Regions from separate parts of the Homo sapiens genome. Here all the other regions are linked to region 2. The links are chromatin contacts, found by Hi-C or POLR2A ChIA-PET in ENCODE. All regions are on one chromosome and are shown on one strand. Each heading gives the region's core, a stretch centred on a gene start or an enhancer-like site at or near the end of the contact. The rest is flanking DNA. Distances are from core to core; before and after follow the strand shown.

What was found. A loop is a pair of places that touch in the nucleus more often than their neighbours do. ChIA-PET counts read pairs that join two places held with the same protein, here RNA polymerase II (POLR2A). Pooled maps may share reads with other maps.
Region 1: a loop to region 2 is called in a pooled map, with 2.6 times the contacts of the local background. The contact joins the promoter of SLC37A1 here to the promoter of ABCG1 in region 2. A Hi-C loop is called at or near these places in 4 of 168 maps with a recorded cell type or tissue (B cell, Right ventricle myocardium inferior, naive thymus-derived CD4-positive, alpha-beta T cell and 1 more), 13 of 37 single-sample maps with no recorded cell type and 15 of 50 pooled maps. POLR2A ChIA-PET finds 5 or more read pairs at or near these places in 8 of 52 experiments (Caco-2, GM12878, MCF 10A and 4 more).
Region 3: a loop to region 2 is called in a map of sigmoid colon, with 2.4 times the contacts of the local background. The contact joins the promoter of PRDM15 here to the promoter of ABCG1 in region 2. A Hi-C loop is called at or near these places in 4 of 168 maps with a recorded cell type or tissue (B cell, CD4-positive, alpha-beta T cell, OCI-LY7 and 1 more), 20 of 37 single-sample maps with no recorded cell type and 14 of 50 pooled maps. POLR2A ChIA-PET finds 5 or more read pairs at or near these places in 2 of 52 experiments (WTC11 and activated CD4-positive, alpha-beta T cell).
Region 4: a loop to region 2 is called in a pooled map, with 4 times the contacts of the local background. The contact joins the promoter of RSPH1-DT here to the promoter of ABCG1 in region 2. A Hi-C loop is called at or near these places in 1 of 168 maps with a recorded cell type or tissue (naive thymus-derived CD4-positive, alpha-beta T cell), 3 of 37 single-sample maps with no recorded cell type and 14 of 50 pooled maps. POLR2A ChIA-PET finds 5 or more read pairs at or near these places in 2 of 52 experiments (H1 and K562).
Region 5: a pooled map shows a loop between it and region 2 (2.8-fold over the local background). The contact joins the enhancer-like site here to the promoter of ABCG1 in region 2. A Hi-C loop is called at or near these places in 16 of 37 single-sample maps with no recorded cell type and 12 of 50 pooled maps. POLR2A ChIA-PET finds 5 or more read pairs at or near these places in 3 of 52 experiments (CD8-positive, alpha-beta T cell, activated CD4-positive, alpha-beta T cell and endothelial cell of umbilical vein).
Region 6: a map of endothelial cell of umbilical vein shows a loop between it and region 2 (5-fold over the local background). The contact joins the promoter of C2CD2 here to the promoter of ABCG1 in region 2. A Hi-C loop is called at or near these places in 2 of 168 maps with a recorded cell type or tissue (endothelial cell of umbilical vein and gastrocnemius medialis) and 7 of 50 pooled maps. POLR2A ChIA-PET finds 5 or more read pairs at or near these places in 1 of 52 experiments (PC-3).

The regions. Positions count from the first base shown.
Region 1 is chr21:42,512,255-42,515,149 of GRCh38, reverse strand. It overlaps SLC37A1 (solute carrier family 37 member 1), which reads right to left and starts at 1,298. Exons shown (of 20, transcript NM_001320537.2): 1 at 433-1,298. RefSeq lists enhancers at 378-607, 1,449-2,171, 2,172-2,894 and silencers at 768-867, 878-957, 1,178-1,537.
Region 2 is chr21:42,217,758-42,220,457 of GRCh38, reverse strand. ABCG1 (ATP binding cassette subfamily G member 1) reads right to left here and starts at 1,318. Exons shown (of 15, transcript NM_016818.3): 1 at 1,154-1,318. The coding sequence starts at 1,195. It overlaps LOC105372814 (a long non-coding RNA gene), which reads left to right and starts at 188. Exons shown (of 3, transcript XR_937748.4): 1 at 188-308. RefSeq lists an enhancer at 1-409 and a silencer at 1,340-1,609.
Region 3 is chr21:41,878,016-41,880,748 of GRCh38, reverse strand. PRDM15 (PR/SET domain 15) reads left to right here and starts at 1,405. Exons shown (of 24, transcript NM_001040424.3): 1 at 1,405-1,479. RefSeq lists a silencer at 1,282-1,331 and enhancers at 1,482-1,531, 2,532-2,581.
Region 4 is chr21:42,495,081-42,498,044 of GRCh38, reverse strand. RSPH1-DT (RSPH1 divergent transcript) reads right to left here and starts at 1,506. Exons shown (of 3, transcript NR_135518.1): 1 at 1,380-1,506; 2 at 1,112-1,222; 3 at 602-812. It overlaps RSPH1 (radial spoke head component 1), which reads left to right and starts at 1,821. Exons shown (of 9, transcript NM_080860.4): 1 at 1,821-1,912. The coding sequence starts at 1,859. RefSeq lists silencers at 1,475-1,714, 1,745-1,864.
Region 5 is chr21:41,921,966-41,924,946 of GRCh38, reverse strand. C2CD2 (C2 calcium dependent domain containing 2) reads left to right here. Exons shown (of 14, transcript NM_015500.2): 3 at 2,862-2,975. Among named protein-coding and RNA genes, the nearest start is that of SNORA91, 25 kb to the left of the region's middle. Within about 2 kb of position 1,700, at least 6 of the 41 ENCODE cell types and tissues checked have a DNase peak (open chromatin) inside an H3K27ac peak, as active enhancers do.
Region 6 is chr21:41,952,609-41,955,308 of GRCh38, reverse strand. It overlaps C2CD2 (C2 calcium dependent domain containing 2), which reads left to right and starts at 1,291. Exons shown (of 14, transcript NM_015500.2): 1 at 1,291-1,939. The coding sequence starts at 1,661. RefSeq lists a silencer at 999-1,668 and an enhancer at 1,545-2,319.

The DNA of each region.
Region 1 (2,895 bases), core at 49-2,548, 290 kb before region 2:
AGGAACCTGAATTCCATTTGCACCACCTCCCTTACCTGCCTCCAACCCCCAACAAAGAGAACATCACAGGTGGGCTGCATGAAACAGAACGTGTAAATGCAGGTCCAAAATGACTTGGTGAATCACAGGTCTGGGGCCAGGTGTTTTCAAGCTTGCTCTCAAAGGGGATTAATAAAAAAACAACGGGGGAAGTCTAAAATATTTATCCACTTACACAACTTCAGACGATTTAAGTTCAAGGGCCGGCAGGCAGGCAGGCAGGCACCTTCCAGGCAAAGAGCTAAGGGAGACCCGGAAAGGGCAGGCTTTAGCAATTCCTCCTTTGGAAATTCAAACCTGGGGCCGCGGGCTGGGGTGTTAGCGGGGAGTGGGGGTGGTAAGGGGCTTGGCCAGTATCCTTCGTTCAAATGCAAATCCTTAGACTGAACGTACCTTCTCGGTCACCAGGATTACGGCGTGGGCCGTAAGGGCTGGAAGGCTGGTGGCCAGCGGCGAGGGGACTTTCCGGCGCGTCAAGCCCTTTATTATAAACCCAGAAGGTCGCTGTCACTCGCATTGGCCAGGAGGCCCACGGGCTCCGGGAACCAGCTGCTCAGCCGACAAACAACGCAAAGGCCCAGGGTGCCGGCGCTCCGAGCCAGCGTTCTGTGCCGGCTCCTCCCTGGGCGGCTGGTCCCCGGAGGAGGTGAATTCCGCGGGCACGCCCACGTCCCCATCGCGGCAGACAATGCGCAGGGTCCCCTCCTGCCGGCTCTCTGGACCCTCAGCTGTCACCGCGGCCCGGGCCGGGGTGGGCAGGGGACCCGGCTGGACAGCTAAGCTCGCCCCTGCCGGGGACTCCGTGGAGCGGCTGCCGGCCCCGTGCCCGCTCCCTCTGCCTCCACTTCCCCGGAATCCCAGCGTTGCCCCGGTCCGGGAACGCCCGGCATTGTCGCCGAGGGCCACTCTTCTAGATGTCGTATTTCAAAGACTTCCCTCCGCGAAAATAGCTTGAGACCGTCCCCGGCTCTCGGAAAACATCCAAACCAGCCCCCACCTCCCCCCGAAAAAAAAGAAAAGGAAGGAGAGGAGCCGAGCTCCGAGTGCGCAGGGCCCCGCGCCCGGCTCCCTGAGGGCGCCGCAGGTGCTGAGCGGCTGCGGCGCCTGAGCGCCGGCTGCCCCGCAGGTGCGGGCGGGGGGGCGGGGGGTCCCCGCCTCCCGGTCCGGCCCCGGCCCCGCGCCTCACCTGCGCCGCCGAGGCCCGCGCTCCGCAGCCCAGCCCGGCCCGGCCGCCGCGGGCGCTTCCTGCTCGCGACTTCCTGGAGCGGCGCGCGGGAGGCCCCGCCGCCCTTTCACTTTCCCTGGCCCGCGGGGCGCCGGCGGAGCCGCGCGGCTCCTCCCCCTCCCCGGCCGCCGCGACCCCCGGCTCCGGCCCCGGCCCCGGCGTGCCCAGGGTCGCACCAGCCCCGGGGCCACCGGGCGGGGGCGCCCCCACGCCTTGCGGCACTGCCCGGCCTTTGCGGGCGAACCCGGGTCATGGCCCGCGCCTTCCCCGGCTCCGAGGGCGCACGGGCTTTCGCTGGCGCGCTCCCCACCGGCCTCCGGGCAGTCCCAGGCGGCCTCTGCACCCCTGGCGCTCTGTCCTCAAGGCAGGTCTTCCCCACAGGCGGCGAGGGTCACATGCCGCCGCGCCCCCACCCCCAAAGAGGGCCTTTGCTTGGCCTCCCGGCTTCTATTCCTATTGTGTCATGTCAAGGGGCACAATCATGAAGACTAGCACTCCATAGCGTGGAAATGCGGCACGCGGATTTGGCTATGTCGAACCAACTTGTAAGCCAACTTGTGTCCCACCTCGCAGGCACGTGACAGAGGCAGCTCCCTGTTAGGCTGCGGGAGCCCGCCGGGTTCTTACCCTTGCGGGCCAGTGCCCTGGCACACAGGCTCCCACGTCACCCCAGAAACAACTCTTCTCCTTAGGCAGCCCCAGGGAGGGGCCTGGCCAGTCCCCTAGAAGCTACTGCCGAACACCCACAGTGGACCCCCAGGATGGCTTCAGAGCAGAGGGGGCTCCCAGCCCACTCCTCGGGGAAGAGCAAAGTGAGGCAGAGCGGAAATTTTCCGGGGAAAAAGCCTGCCCCCGGATAAAACAATGTTTAAGGATAAAACCAACCCGAGGCCTGGCTGTAAATGTCCCAACAGGCCAGTGCCCCTCGCACCCTTCCCCAGGCACGTTGAGCTTCCCTCTGGAGAATGGAGAAGGCATTCTTCCCTGTGTTTGGCTCCCCTGCCCTGCTAGGCCTCGCAGTTTCCCCCTGGGGCCCTGCTTTGTTTCTAGAACACTCTGATGTCTGTGTCTCTCTTTGCTGAGCTGGGCTGCGTGAAATCCATCACTTTGTTAGGCATTTGAGAAGCCTTCTGCAGGCAGAAAGAAAACCTGCCCACTTCTTTGCCACGCAGGGTTCAGCCCCAGGAAGCCCGCCGGCCCCTCATTCCGCAAGCGGGATGGCCCAGGGCTCCAGTCTTCTCCTTTTGGCCAGGTTTTCTTCAGACCTTCTTTCTCTCCGCAGGCCCCCTGTGCCAGTGCTTTCTCCTCTCTTTTCTAGCTCTCCATTCCCGGTGATAGCCCAGTGTGGCTCCCACCCCTCTCTCCAATGGTCTCCCCAGCCCTGGCCCTTGCCATTGGTTCGGCTCGAGGCTACCCCTCTCTCACTGCACTTGTGCAACAGCGTTCTCACTTCCAAGTTCTACCTCCTGCAATCCACTCTTTAAGCTGCCTCAAGTTGCCCTCCTAAAGCAAAATCTGATCTTGTCATTCCTGATTTTCAAACCTTTCGGGCATCCCATCACCTACAGGTTTTACACTTGAAAGGCGATAATACAAGCTCAGGATATATAGGACACCTCGGCCTCATATGG
Region 2 (2,700 bases), core at 69-2,568:
GGAGCATGCGCAGAAACCTGGCTATTTTTTTTTTTTCTCTTGAGCTCAAGGCAAGAGGTAACTGTCGGTCAAATCCTGCTGAGCCCTGCTGACTTCAAATACAGGATGCTAAAAATGAAATACAGGGGAGGGGCGGGGTGAGCCCCGGAGCGTGCCATGCACTGTGGGCTTACAGCCTCGGGGAAGTAATATCAGGGTAGTAACTACACAGATACACGGCGTGGAATACGGAAGACTTTCCATTTGTACTTTAGCTACCTCTACGATGTTGGTGTGCTGGGCGTAGACATGAAGGGCGCTAGGATAAGGTGAGGTGGGTGGCTGGGGGCCTGATGATTGGTTTGTTGTTTGTTCCTAATGCCAGAAAACCAGAAAGGGAGATTCCTGACCACCCCTGGAAACAGCACTTACAGTAACTGTGTCCAGCAGTGAACTCGCCGACACCCCGCCATCCCTCTCCGGAGCTCGGGGAAGTGAAATGCGCATCCCTGTCCCCACCGCGTCTCTCTCTCCGGCGCGCGCAGAAAGGCGGCCGGCAGGAATCCGGGCTTGCCCCTCGCGGGTCTCCCCGGGCCTTCGCCGCCGCCTCCCCGAGTGGGTCCGGGAGAGGGTGTCCCCGGGAGTGCAGTCGCAGGCTCCGGCTCTCTGGGGGCAGCTTCCTCTTTTGTTCCCCCAGACCTTGCCTGGCGTTCCTGGGGATGGCGCGAGAAGTCCCCGGTCCCCAAGCCCACAGCCGCGCGCGCGGGGCTCCCCTTCTTCAAGTCCCCTCTTCCCTCCGGCCCAAGCTGCGGCCCCTCCCCAGTCCCCAGTGCGCTCCGGGTCCCCAGCTCCCCACGCCCCCCGCCCAGAAGCCATCAGGTCAAGGCCATCGGTCCAACTTGTAGGGCAACTCGCTGCCCCCGCCCCACTCCCGGCCCCTCCACCTAGTCCGTGCTCTCTGCCGGTGCAAGGGGCATCCCGAGGCTCCAGGTGGCCCTGGCGGAGGGGCAGGGGCAGCGATCGGAGCCGGGCGCCACTCTAGGGTGCCCTGGGTCAGCGCCCAGAGGACGCGCTCCTGGGAGGGGTGTCAGGTCGAGCTTGCGAGTCTTTGTGTGTTTCCTGCTCTCCTTGAAAATAAAACCGTTCCCGGCGGACGAAGGATGCGCTCACTCACCATGGCGGTGCCGACCGAGAAAGCGGCCATCAGACAGGCCATGCCCCGGGGGCGGCGGCGGCGGCGGCGGCGGCGGCGGCGGGGACGAGGCTTGAGCTGCGGGGCCGAGGCTGCGCTGGCTCCCGGCTCAGCCGCTGCGCGGGGTGCGGGCTGCGCTTGGGCTCCGGCTGGGATCCGGCTCCGGCTCTGGTTCCAGCGCGCCCGACCCCGCCCCGAGCGCGCGATTGGCCGGCACCAAGGGGGCGGGCGGGCCGGCAGGTGCGCGTGCTCTTGTTTTGCTCCTGCTGGGGGCGGCGGACCAGGACCCCTGAAGTGCAGGTTCCGGGAGCGGCCCGAGCCGAGGCCTCGCAGGCGGCATGGGAACCCCCTGCCACCCCGGAAACCCCGGGTCCCGAACTCGCGGGGGCTGGGCCAGCACGGGTGAGGCTGCGGGGACACCGGACAGACGCCGGGGTTCCCAGGCTCGGAAATCCACTGCCTCCAAGCCTCAAGCGGCTGTGTGATGGGGTCGAAGAGGGGGCGTCCAGGGAGGGAGAGTGAGGGCCAGGGGGCTTCTTTCTTGCTGCTGCTTCTTCCCTTCCCGCCCACCCCACCCCGACGGTGTTGGGCAGCTCTCTGCCAGGTAGGAGCTTGAGGACTAAAGAAGAGATAACCACTCCAACGCCCCCAACAGCACCGGTGTGGGGTGACCCCTGGCAGTGAGGCATCGTGTGCACTCACACATGTGACATTGCTGTGCGCCAGCCATGGTGCTAAGTGCTGGGTTACAAAGGGGTGCTGAGTGAAGATGCCCAGGCCTCTGCCCTCTGTTCACCCCCGAACAAAAAAAGAAAAGCCTCATTTTCTGCAGACAGAGGTGTTTCCAGAGCCATGTTCATGGAACTGTATAAGGAATAACACCAGGGCACACTCCCATGTGGCCCCAGGCTGGAATATCAGATGGTCCAGCATCTCTAAAGCCCTTATTATATATAAGTGGGGCCATTTCCTGGTATCCATGGTGACAAGGAATTCTTTACTCCCAGTCTCAGGCCCTAATGCTTTTGTTCAGTTGTTTGCATGTTGGGACGAAAAACAGGAATGCATTTCTTTTCATTTCCAGCACACCTGGGTCCCCCCTCCCAACCACACCTCAGATGAGCCAGGTCTCTCTCTTTCTCCTCACCTAGAAAGGAGGCACAGCTTTTTATGCCAGGCAGGTGGACTTCACACCCACAGGTCAGATGACTGTAACCAAATTCAGCCGCTCAAATCGAAGGAGAGAAAGGAGACACGGTTATGAGTTTAAGTGGGAGGCCTTGCCTTTGTCTGAATGGTGTTGTCTCAAGAGTCATCCAGCCGGGCGCAGTGGCTCACACCTGTAATCCCACCACTTTGGGAGGTCAGGAGATCGAGACCATCCTGGCTAACATGATGAAACCCCGTCTCTACTAAAAATACAAAAAATTAGCTAGGTGTGGTGGCGGGCACCTGTAGTCCCAGCTACTATGTAGGCTGAGGCAGGAGAATGGCATGAACCTGGGAGGCGGAGCTTGCAGTGAGCCGAG
Region 3 (2,733 bases), core at 156-2,655, 340 kb after region 2:
AACACTTGCCTAATCTGTCTCCGGCTGCCCGGCGTTGCAGCCTATGGATGTGCCCAGGTGCATCCAACACTTCCCATGGGATGGCACGTAGTATGTAAGCAAATGTGATGATCACATATGCCATTCATACAAGCGAGTCCGTCTCTGGCACCATTCCTGCATGTGGGTCAAAGGCTATGTGCATTTAGAATTTTTATGGATATCCACAAATATCTGAATGGAAACTACGCTAATTTATTCTCCTACCCGTAAAGGAGCTTGTTTCTCTAGTTTCTTCAAAATTATGCTATTAAAACTTTTTTTTGTTTGTTTTTGTTTGAGACAGGGTCTCACTCTGTTGCCCAGGCTGGAGTGCAGTGACACGATCACAGCTCACTGCAGCCTCAAACTGTGGGACTCAAGTGACCCTCCTGCCTCAGCCTCCTGAGTAGCTGAGACTACGGGCACGTGCCACCGAGCCCAGCTAAGTTTTTTAGAGACAAGGTCTGGCTATGTTGCCCAGGTTGTATTAAACGTTTTAAAAAATCTTTGCTAATCTAATAAAAATGATCCCACTGCGACTTTTTTTCTCTTATTGCAGCGTAGTTGAATAGCTTCTCATATGCTTAAGAACCATTGAATTTCCTACGAACTGTCCATCCACACACTTTGCTCATTTTTCTATATACATATATATTTTTATTGGTTCACAAGAGTTTCACGTACATGAGGGAAACGAGCCCTTTTGTGGCATCAATTTAAAATCATTTTCCCCGGTTCATCACTTCTCTTTATGAATGTAGGTTTTTGCCAGGCAGCAATGAACAAGACAGTCGGCCTCTCTGAATATGGGCGGCCAGGACTAAGGTGAAAAGTCTGTCCCTTCTCCGTCTCACGTTTTGTGATGGCACACACACTTGGTGGAGGGGGTCAAGAGAGGCCACACAGGCCCCCGGGGAAGAATGGAGAGCCAGGTCCGCGGCTGGCCCGGTGCTCACCGGTAGCGTGGCGGAGCCCGCCAGGCCAGACTCCCCTCGCGGGCACAGAGCTCGTGTCCCAGGGCCCCGCCGGCCAAATCCAGAGGTCACCGTGAGTGGGGGCAAGTCCCAGGCCTGTTCTAGAGAAAAACTCGACCCACCCACCGCCACCACTCCCCAACTCCGCAAGAAACGCGTCCGAGGAGAGGTGGAGAGGGAGCTGCCCGCGCGCGTGGGCGGCAGGGCCGTGCCACGTGGGAGGGGGGCCGCGCGCGGAATTCCCTCCGGCCAGACCCGCCCCGCGCGCGCCCGCTGCCCCGTCCACGCCGCCCGCGCCCCGCAGTCCCACCCGCAGGACCCCCGGCCGCGCCAGGGTCTCGCCTGCGCCCCCCGCGCCCGCCCGCGGACTACAAGTCCCGCCATGCCCCGCCGCCGCCCCCCGGCTTCCGGTGCTGCGCAGTTTCCGGAGCGGATCGCAACCCGGAGTCCGGATCCGATCCCGCTCTGCACATTCCAAAGGCAGGTAAAGCTCCGGGCCCTGCGCCCGCCGCCCGCCCCGGCGTGCGCCCCGCCGGCCCCGGGCCGCACCCGCTGCCCCCGCGAGCCCCGGCGCGCCCTGGGCCCGCTGCCCCCCGCCCCCCGCGCCCGGCAGCCGCGCGCCGCCCCGGTCCAGCCGCCATGCCGACTGTTCTTTGTTACATTCGCCGGCTGCGGGCACCGTTGGCGATCGGAGTCAAAACCCGGCTGGATTTCCCGGAGCCGCTCCGGGATCGCCCTGCGCGCCGCCCGCCCGCCGGGTCCCGCCGCCGCGGGCGCTCCTGGCCGGGCTCCGCGCCCCCGTCCCCTGCCTCGCGCCCCCCGCCCGCCCGCGGCCAGGCCCAGCGCGGGGCCGCGGGGCTGCCGGGCCGCGCTCGCCCGTGGGCGCGGCGCAGGGTCTTCGCCGCCCCGGCCCGCGGCCCCGCGGCCCCCGCCGCCGGGCGGCGTCGTCGCCGAGGCCCCAGGGGATGTCGTTATCCCCCGCCCTCGGGTACAGCCCATGCGGGTCGCACGGGGGGGTCCCTGGACCCCCAACCCCGCGTTTAGAGAAGCTGAGTCCTGGTGATGGGGTCTCCCAGACCCCCTGCGCCTTATTTTCGTAAGCCTTTTGGTGGCAGAGAGAAGGTAGCGAGGTGGATGGACAGGTGACGCGTGCCTACCCGGGGTGGGTGGCCGTTCGGGGACGGGGCGTGCCCGGCCGCTCAGGTGAGGCCCGCCTCGCGTGGACAGGTGGGGACGGGGGCCACGCGCAGCGTCCTGCTAGAGGGGAGGTGTTCACGCAGGGGTTAGCCTTGAGAAAATAGAAATGAAAACTCATGGAAATAAACACTCCTATCTGGTGGTTAGAGTTATCACCCATTTACCTTTCTTAACCCCCTAATGTAGTGGATGGTTTTTTCCCCCACAAATGCTCAGAAATTGCCCCTCACCCCCAAGTCCCCAAAGGGAGTTTAAAACGGTAGAAACAAGTGTGTGATCAGAGACACGTGGACCTGTGTGTGTATTTAAAGCTACCAACACTCGTTTTAAAAAAACCACATTGGCTTAAGCCAGACTCAAGTGAATTTGGAGAACCTAGCTTGGTTCCTGAAGGGTGGTGACATGTGAAGGAGCCACTGGCTTTGTGATGTACCTTAAAAGGTAGCAGTGACAGTTCTCCTTGGAGAATGCAATGATGTCAACACTCGATAAGGGTGGTGATCCCACCCCGGTGCACACACCACTACCGTATTTTGTTTCA
Region 4 (2,964 bases), core at 257-2,756, 280 kb before region 2:
TAGTTGTTGTGTCTAAACTGCACAAGGGTATTAGTGAGGCATGTTCGACCTCCCTTCCCATCATGGCTGAGAACGCAGTTTTTAAGGTTTCTGGGGCCCTCTTGGCCAAGAGGGGTCCATTCAGTTGGCTGTGGTGGGGCTTAGGAGGTTATTTTTAGTTTATAACCCCCTATAACTCCCTTTCCTTAGATGTTCAATGGAGGAATGATAGTGAGGATTTAATAAGATAACTCATAAAATTCTTAAAACAGTGCCCACACACAGTGTCAGAACTTAGTAAACACTGGTTACTGTCATTGTTAGGACAAATTTGAAAGCTAAATTTCTGACATTTTAAATGTAAAAAACGAGTATTTATTTGCATATACTTATGTTACCATTCTAGATTTCTAACATTTAAAATGCTTCTGGCATTTTATTATAAAAATAGGACATGCTTAATTGTAGTAACTGGGTAACTGCCAATATGTAGAGAAGAAAATAATAATCATCTGTTATCCCTAACTCCCCACTTTTCCCCATAAGAAAAGCTGTTAAATTTTGGTGTTTACAACATTTTTATCTTTGCATCTAAAAAACGACATAATTTTGGAATCTCGTGTGTTGTTGTAACTTGTGTATTTATTCAGTAAGTAATATATTTGGGCCTGATGATGGGTTATGGTTGTAACCTTTCATATTAGCATTGGGAAGAATCTCTAGGGGATGTGTGCTCTGGAAGATCAGCAGCTTATTCACCGCGTGGATTTGGCTTCTGGGATTCTCCCATCAAGACCAAATCCTATAGTTATTCAGTCACTCCTCCCCAGCTCCTGCAGCAACAACAAATAACACAGCTTTGCAGTCTGGGATGATGGCAGAGGAAATGGGAGATGTGAGGGGCCTTCGGCAGGCGGAGTGCGTCAGGTAAAGCAGATTTCCAAGCCTGCACGTGTACATGCGTGTGCGTCTGTGATTGTGTGGGTGTGTGACAGTGTAGGGGAGCCAGGAGCGAGAGGAGAGGACGGCGATCGTAGGGGACACCTGAGAGTCAGAGGCCCGAGGGGGCTGGGACTCATGTCGAGGTCGGGGAAGGATGTAAAACCCGGACGGACATCACTGTAGGCCGCACCTGCTGAGAGGCCAGAGCTGCCTCCTTGAGAGTGAAGTTGTTTACAGACAAGAGAAGAGATCTTGGCGGACACATCACAGCTAGCCGCGAATCCCGAAGGGTCAGCAGAGCCTAGAAAGGTAAGTGGGGGTGGGCAGCATCCCCGGAGGGGCCTGCGAGGCCTGGGGGCGGAAGGGAGCGGGCAGTGCCCGCACTGGGCAGGGGTGAAACCCTCTCGAGAGTTGGCCCGGACGCGTTTCCCGCGTCCTTCCTCTTGAGGGCCCAGTACCCAGGTGGCTCCTCGTTGTGGCGTCACAGAACAGCCGACAAAAGTGATGGATTTCAGGGGCCAGCGACGGCGAGGTCCAGGTCAGAGAGCCGGTGGGCAGCCAGGCACAGAACCCGCTCAGGCCCTGCCCAGTCCCCGCCCCCTCGCTTCCCGAGCAGTGATTGGCCGAAGCGGCCCCTCGTTGCTATGACGGCACCAGAGTGCTGCCACTGGCTCCACCTCGTCCCTTCCGCCCCGCCCCTCCGTATTCCCGGGCGGTGATTGGTCGAGGTGCCCTTCCCGTTGCTATGACAGTACGCAAAGGCTGCCAGTGGCTCCTCCCGCTTCGTCCGCGTCGCCTGTCCCCGCTCCCCATCTTCCGGGCTGGGAGGGAGGCGGGACCGGCCGCGTCTCCATGGCGACGCGGGACGCGGCGGTGGAGGCGGTTGCTACCCACCTGCTAGAGGCGCTGCGGCTGTGATCCAGGCTGGGGCGAGACCATGTCGGACCTGGGCTCGGAGGAGTTGGAGGAGGAGGGAGAGAATGATATTGGGGTGAGAGCTCCTGGTGAGAAAGGGCTTCCCAGGGTGCGCAGCGGCGGGGGAACCTCGAGGTTGGGTTTGGAGAGTGAGGAGGCGCAGAAACCAGAGGTCTGAGCCACAGCTCCCCAGGATCCCCGGCAGGGACGAAGGCCACGCCAGACACACCTGCGTGCGTCCTGGAAGTTGATGGTGAAAAGTGAAACGCTGTGACGTCTGGTTACCACATGCCGCCTCGTTCTTCCCCCACCCCCATCCTGCCTCCCATTAAAGGCAAAGATTTCCCAGCGGAAGGCTTTGGAAGTTTCCTCCTCCCTGTGTTAATTCCCATCGAGGCAGTTTTCTCGGATGAGCAGATCATCCCACGCTGCCATACTGCCCTTGAATAAGTCATTTCTGTAGCTGAGATTTGCTCCCCCGGCATTTAGATGCATGGAGGATAGTTGCTTCCTGGCAGCCTCCAAGAAATGCTGAGGAGGCCCTGGGCTCAGGAGAGGGTTCCTGAAGATATTACCTTATAGGCGTATCCTCACATGTGCTTTCTTCAGTCCCCATCTGAACTGACCCAGGTCTTTGGAGTTATTTCCTGAGTTAGGCAGCAGAGAGGAGAAAGAGGGCACATCCAGCCTGTGAGCTGGGTTCTGTGTGGGAATATTTCTATCACCCAGAGAGTAGTTCCTCCCTACTCCAGAGAGTGACCTCTCCATGGCTGACAGATAGGGAACCTCAGCCACTATGGTCTGCATGCACAGTACAGAGTTGAGGTACTTTCAGAATTAACTGAAAAATCTAGCGACTCTGCAGTGGTGCTGTCAGTGCCTGCCCAGACCTTTTTGCTAGCTCTGGGCACTCATCTCCCAGCTTCCGCCTGATTTGCTACTCAAGCTATCACCTCTGTGCGCTGGAACTACCTGCCCAGTATGGAGAGCCAGAAGTGCCTGAAATTCACATCCGGCCAGACAGCCAGTAGCTAGTGCAAGAAGCAGGACAAAGTCTGCAGTGCGATTGATGCCCCCAGAGTCCCTGTTGGATTAGGCCAAGTCTGGGACTTCACCTGCAAAGGCATC
Region 5 (2,981 bases), core at 451-2,950, 300 kb after region 2:
ATCTATTTACTTATTTATTTGCTTGCTTTTAATCAAGTGCTTGGTTCTCTGTGTATCAGGGAGTGCGTGGTGGGAAGCTTTCTGCAGAACTGGATACGAAAGAAAATGAAATTCTTTCTTGCTCGGGTTGAGGCTCTGAGTCTGTTTTCTTGGTACAATGCTGATTAGCTTAGTAGAGAAGGCTCCAGAGGAATTATGCAGTGCTCAGAGTCAGGGTTGGGTTTTTAAATTTATTTTTATTTTTTATTTTTTACTTTAAGCAGTAAAAGGAGTGGGCTGTTGAGACCAAGGACAGGGAATTTTCTCAGTGTCATGCCATTGGTGCGTGTAACTCATCTGGCCACAAAGCATGTTCCTCCGTAAAGGACTGTTTATAGATCATTTATTTTTAACATGAATAGACAACATTTCTTATACAAACATTTTTTTGTTCTGGCCCTTTGTGAACTCTGGAGATGATGGAAATATGTAATTAACTCATGTGTATCAGTCTTCTGAACGTGGCGTTATAAGAACCGGTAGAAAGAGTTGCACGACTTTCTGCCAATATTGAGAGAAGGCAGGATTTTCTTTTTCTAGCTCTGTGGCATTGAGGTATTTGGTTGTGGATATTGGATGTTGACCCCTGCCCGGGCCTTAGTGCCCAGGTTCCGTTTTTGTTCCAGAGTGGGATGGGCCACTGGTGGGAAGAGCTGGACCCAGGGCTTGGCTGCGGCCAGGAGCCAGCAGATGAGAAAGTACAGGGGAATGTCCTAGCCCTGAACTTGGGGGAATAGCAGGCCCTGACTGAGTAATTATTTTGATAATCTTTCCATTTGGTATTTTAGATTCTGATAAATCCACCAGAGAATTAAAGAATTTTCTCTTCCTGTCCTGTGACTCCCTGCAGTGGAGTCAGTGGTTCTTTTGGGAATGAGGAGGTCAGTCTGACTTACCCTCAGCTCCTGGTAGCTTTGCTTTTTGGCCAAACACTGGCCACCTACGGAACCCCCTTGTGCCTGCCCTGTGGTCCAGCCCACTGTGCCCCTGGCCTCCCCTCTCCTCCTCCTGGCCAGTACACACCTGGCACCTGGCCTGGTAATTATCCCACACGTGTCTGCTTGGCCCTCTGCCCCCGGGAGGGGAGCGGGGAGGGGTCTGACCTCTCATTCTACATCAGCTTCTGTAGAGGAATCTGTGGCAGAAACTAGATCTCTCTCTGTGCCATGGTAGCTGTGAAAAGCACCCCTCTTAATACTGTATGATTATGATTTATGTCAGGAAACCACAGTTTGGTTTATTCCTGAGGTTATTATCTTTCTCTGTCTGACAGTTTCTTCAACGAGCTCATTTTATAATTCTGGTTTTGGTACGGCTGCATAATTTTATAATTGTTTGATACTTTGTATGTTTTTCCAATTACTCCCACCTTTTTGAAAACCATGATCGCCTCGAAATTATTTAGGTGGAAGCAACCCATTGTGTTCTGGGTAATTTAAGAAAACTTTTTTTACTTCTAACATCTATAACTTACTTTCTCTTTAAGACTCATTTTTAGCAAAAGAACTTGGCTAATGGCTTTGACTGTGTATGAATGTGGAAACATTTGGGGAATTAAAAATCAGCTATTGTGGAGAAATAGAACAAGATGATATTTAAAGAAAAAGACTTTGTTGGCCGGGCACGGTGGCTCATGCCTGTAATCCTAGCACTTTGGAAGGCCGAGGTGGGCGGATCACGAGGTGAGGAGATCGAGACCCTCCTGGCTAATGGTGAAACCCCGTCTCTACTAAAAACACAAAAAATTAGCCGGGAGTAGTAGCACACGCCTGTAAACCCAGCCACTCGGGAGTTTGAGGCAGGAGAATCGTGTGAACCCGGGAGGCGGAGGTTGCAGTGAGCTAAGATTGTGCCACTGCACTCCAACCTGGGCGACAGAGTGAAACTCCATCTCCAAAAAAAAAAAAAGGAAAAAGACTGTATTACATGTGGAAAGCGCATGATAACTAGATTTGGTCAAGACTTTAGCTGCTAAGAAAGTCATCAGGAAGCAAAGATTTGAAACATTGTTTCTGGTTTTCAAACTATATTATAGAAAAGGTTTTAATCTGAATATTTATCCAACTTTGAAACTCTAAATTTGTATCCTTGCTAACATATAAAGTCCAGATTATTTTGATATAAAGATGCCTAGGCCAGGCGTGGTGGCTCACACCTGTAATCCCAGCACTTTGGGAGGCTGAGGTGGGTAGATCAGCTGAGGCCAGGAGTTCGAGACTGGCCTGGCCAACATGGTGAAACTTTGTCTCTACTAAAAATACAAAAATTTGCTGGCCATGGTGGCACACACCTGTAATCCCAGCTACTTGGGAGGCTGAGGTGGGAGAATCACTTGAACCAGGGAGGCGGAGGTTGCAGTGAGCCGAGATTGCTCCACTGCACTTCAGCCTGGGTGACAGAGTGAGACTCCGTCTCAAAAAAAAAAAAAAAAGATGCCTATGGCAGCTGAGCACAGTGGCTCATGCCTGCAATCCCAGCACTTTGGGAGGCCAAGGTGGGAAGATTGTTTGAGCTCAGGAGTTCAAAACCAGCCTCAGTAATACAGGTAGAGCCCATCTTTACAAAAAAGACAAAAACAAAAATTAGGTGGGTGTGGGGGCACACCCCTGTAGTTTCATGTACTCAGGAGGCTGAGGTGGGAAGATCGCCTGAGCTGGGGAGGTGGAGGTTGCAGTGAGCTGAGATCGCGCCACTGCACTCCAGCCTGGGCGACAGAGTGAGACCTTGTCTCAAAAAAAAAAAAAGAAGAAGAAGAAGATGCGTATGCACGCGCTGTCCTTTGTTTTGGATACAGTTTTCTCCCTTACCTGTGCCTCCTCCAGGTGGTGGTCTGTCACGTGGTGGGCCAGGCTATTCAGTTCTTGGTCAGCGAGACGCCTGCCTTGGGTGCTGGATGCCGGCTGTACGACATGCGGCTCTCCCCTTTCCATTTACAGGTAAAG
Region 6 (2,700 bases), core at 42-2,541, 270 kb after region 2:
CTCACACATTACACATACACACACTCCACATCCATGTACCACACATACACACACCACCGTGTTCACCACACACACAAACCACACCACATGCAACGCACTTACACAATACATATACACACAGCACCACACCACACCCATGTGCCACACACACACGCTCACATCACCCTGTGCACCACACACACACGCACCACACTGACACACCACATACATACACCACACCACATCACACATACACACCACACACACCACATGCACCACACACACACACCACATGCTGTGCACTTACACATCACACGTACACACACCCATGCACCACACCGACACCACACACGCACCACACCACATGCACCACGCTTACACATCACACACACACACCACACACACACACCACACACACTGCACTTATACATCACACATACACACCCATGCACCACCATACACACTCGCACCATCCTGTGCACCACACACCACACACATACACCACATGCTGTGCACTTACACATCACACGTACACACACCCATGCACCACACCGACACACCACACACGCACCACACCACATGCACCACGCTTACACATCACACACACCACATGCACCACACTGGCACGCAACACACATACCACACCACATGCACCACGCTTACACACACACCACACCCATGCACCACACATACACACTCACACCATCCTGTGCACCACACACCACACCCACAACACATCACACCACATGCGCCACACACATCACACCACATGCACCCCCGCCCCACCCGCACACTGAATGAATGACACAGCCACACAGAAGGCAGGGCCTGGGCCTGGTGCTGAGCCCCTCCTTGCCTCTGAGAAGCACGCCCCCTAAGGCAGGCCCAGCCCCTGGCTCCAGGGGCAGCCACGGATTTCCAGGGACTTTCCGAGGACTGAGCCTGGATCCTGTCTCGCTGGCGAGCAAATGGCAGTCCTCGAAATCACCCTGACTGCGCGCTGTGCACACGCACACTCACACATGTGCACACACACGCACTTGTGCAAGCGCGCACACGAGCCAAGCCAAGCAGCCGCACAGCAGCCGCCGGGGTTGGGCTGATGAATCCGGAGGCCCGGGTCACCTCGCGGCCCGCGGGCAGGCGCCGGAGGGGCGGGCGACGCGCGCACGTGGCGGGGCCGGGAAGGCCGGGCCTTTAGGGGGGCGGGGGCACGCCGCGTTGGGAGCAGGGGGGAGGACTGCGGCCCCCGCAGGCCCGGCCGCGCCCCCTCCCTCGGGCACCGCCCCCGCCCCGCCCCGCCCCGCGGCCAGAGCCTCCTCCGGCCACCGCTGGGCCGCGGGCGGGACGCCCGGGGCGGCGCGCGCAGGAGGAAGCGCGGCCCGCAGCGGCCCAGGAACTTCCCAGACGCCGAGTCGGGAGCGCGGGCCGCGGGGTCCGCTCGCGCCCCTGTTCCGCAGGTGTGCGGGGCTTGCGCCCAGCCCGGGCCGCGGCCGCCGCGCGTTTCCTCCCCGCTTGCCCGCCCAGAGGCCCCCGGCCACGCTCCTCGCCGGGCTCCGACCCCGCCGCGCCCCCTCCACGCCCCCAGCGCGCTGTGGCCGCAGCCAGCGCGTGTCCTGAGTCCGCCGTTCCGGCCCGGGGCTGCCGGGGAAGTTGGGGCGAGGCGGGCCGGGGATGCGCCATGGCCATGGCCCGGCTGGGCTCGTGGCTCGGGGAGGCGCAGTGGCTCGCGCTGGTGTCGCTCTTCGTCGCGGCCCTGGCCACGGTAGGCCTGTACCTGGCGCAGTGGGCGCTGGCCAGGGCGCGACCCCAGCCCCAGCGGCGGGCGGTGGAGCCTGGAGAGGGGCCGCGCCCGGGGTCCGACGCGCTGCTCTCCTGGATCCTGACGCTGGGCAGCTGGAGGAGCCAGTGGCAGGCGGCCTGGGTGACCGCCCTGAACGAGGAGGCCGAGAGGAAAGGGGTGAGTTTCCGGGACTGCGGGCCGGGGGGCGGCAGATGCCGGGGCGGGCGGTCCGGGCCGAGGTCTTTCCTGGAGGCGTCGCTGCAGCCCCTGACCCAGGCTAAGGGAGTCCTCCCCCCAGCGCAGACCATCCTCGAGAGTTAGGAGAGAGACGGGGGAGCGAGGCCCCTTGACGGAGAGACAAGACAAAGTGATTGATTTTATTCTCCAAACGGCAGGTGCTCCAGGCCCTGGGCTCCGCGAGGGACAGGCTGGCAGTTGGAGGGACCGTCAGAAGTGCTCATCCGCGCCAGCCAGTACCTGCCTTGCCTGGAGTCCCGGGGCGAATTCCCGTGCCCGATCGGACACTTACTGAGCTTGCACATGATACATGAATAGCTGTGACCCCAATGTGCTTCCGCCTCTCATAGAGCTGAATTTCACCAAGAATTTATCTCCAAAGACTTGCATTTCTTGGCATATAAAAATAGTGACCGTTTGCTGAGGGCCAGCCGCTGGGCAGACATCCTACCGAGGCTTTCGGTGCGTCTGCCATCTCTGAATCCTCACAACTCCCGGGACAGGGGTGTTATCACTGTTTTACAGATGAGGAAACCAAGGCCCGGAGAGGGCAAGCAGCCTGCCCAGTGCCACACAGCTCGTGGGCGGCAGAGCTGGCATGTGAATCCAGCTGCCCTGGCCTGCAAGCTAAGGGCCTCGTGTCTTACCTCTGCTGCCTCACAGTCCTGTGGGTGTTTCTGTAGTCGCTGATTACTCGTTGA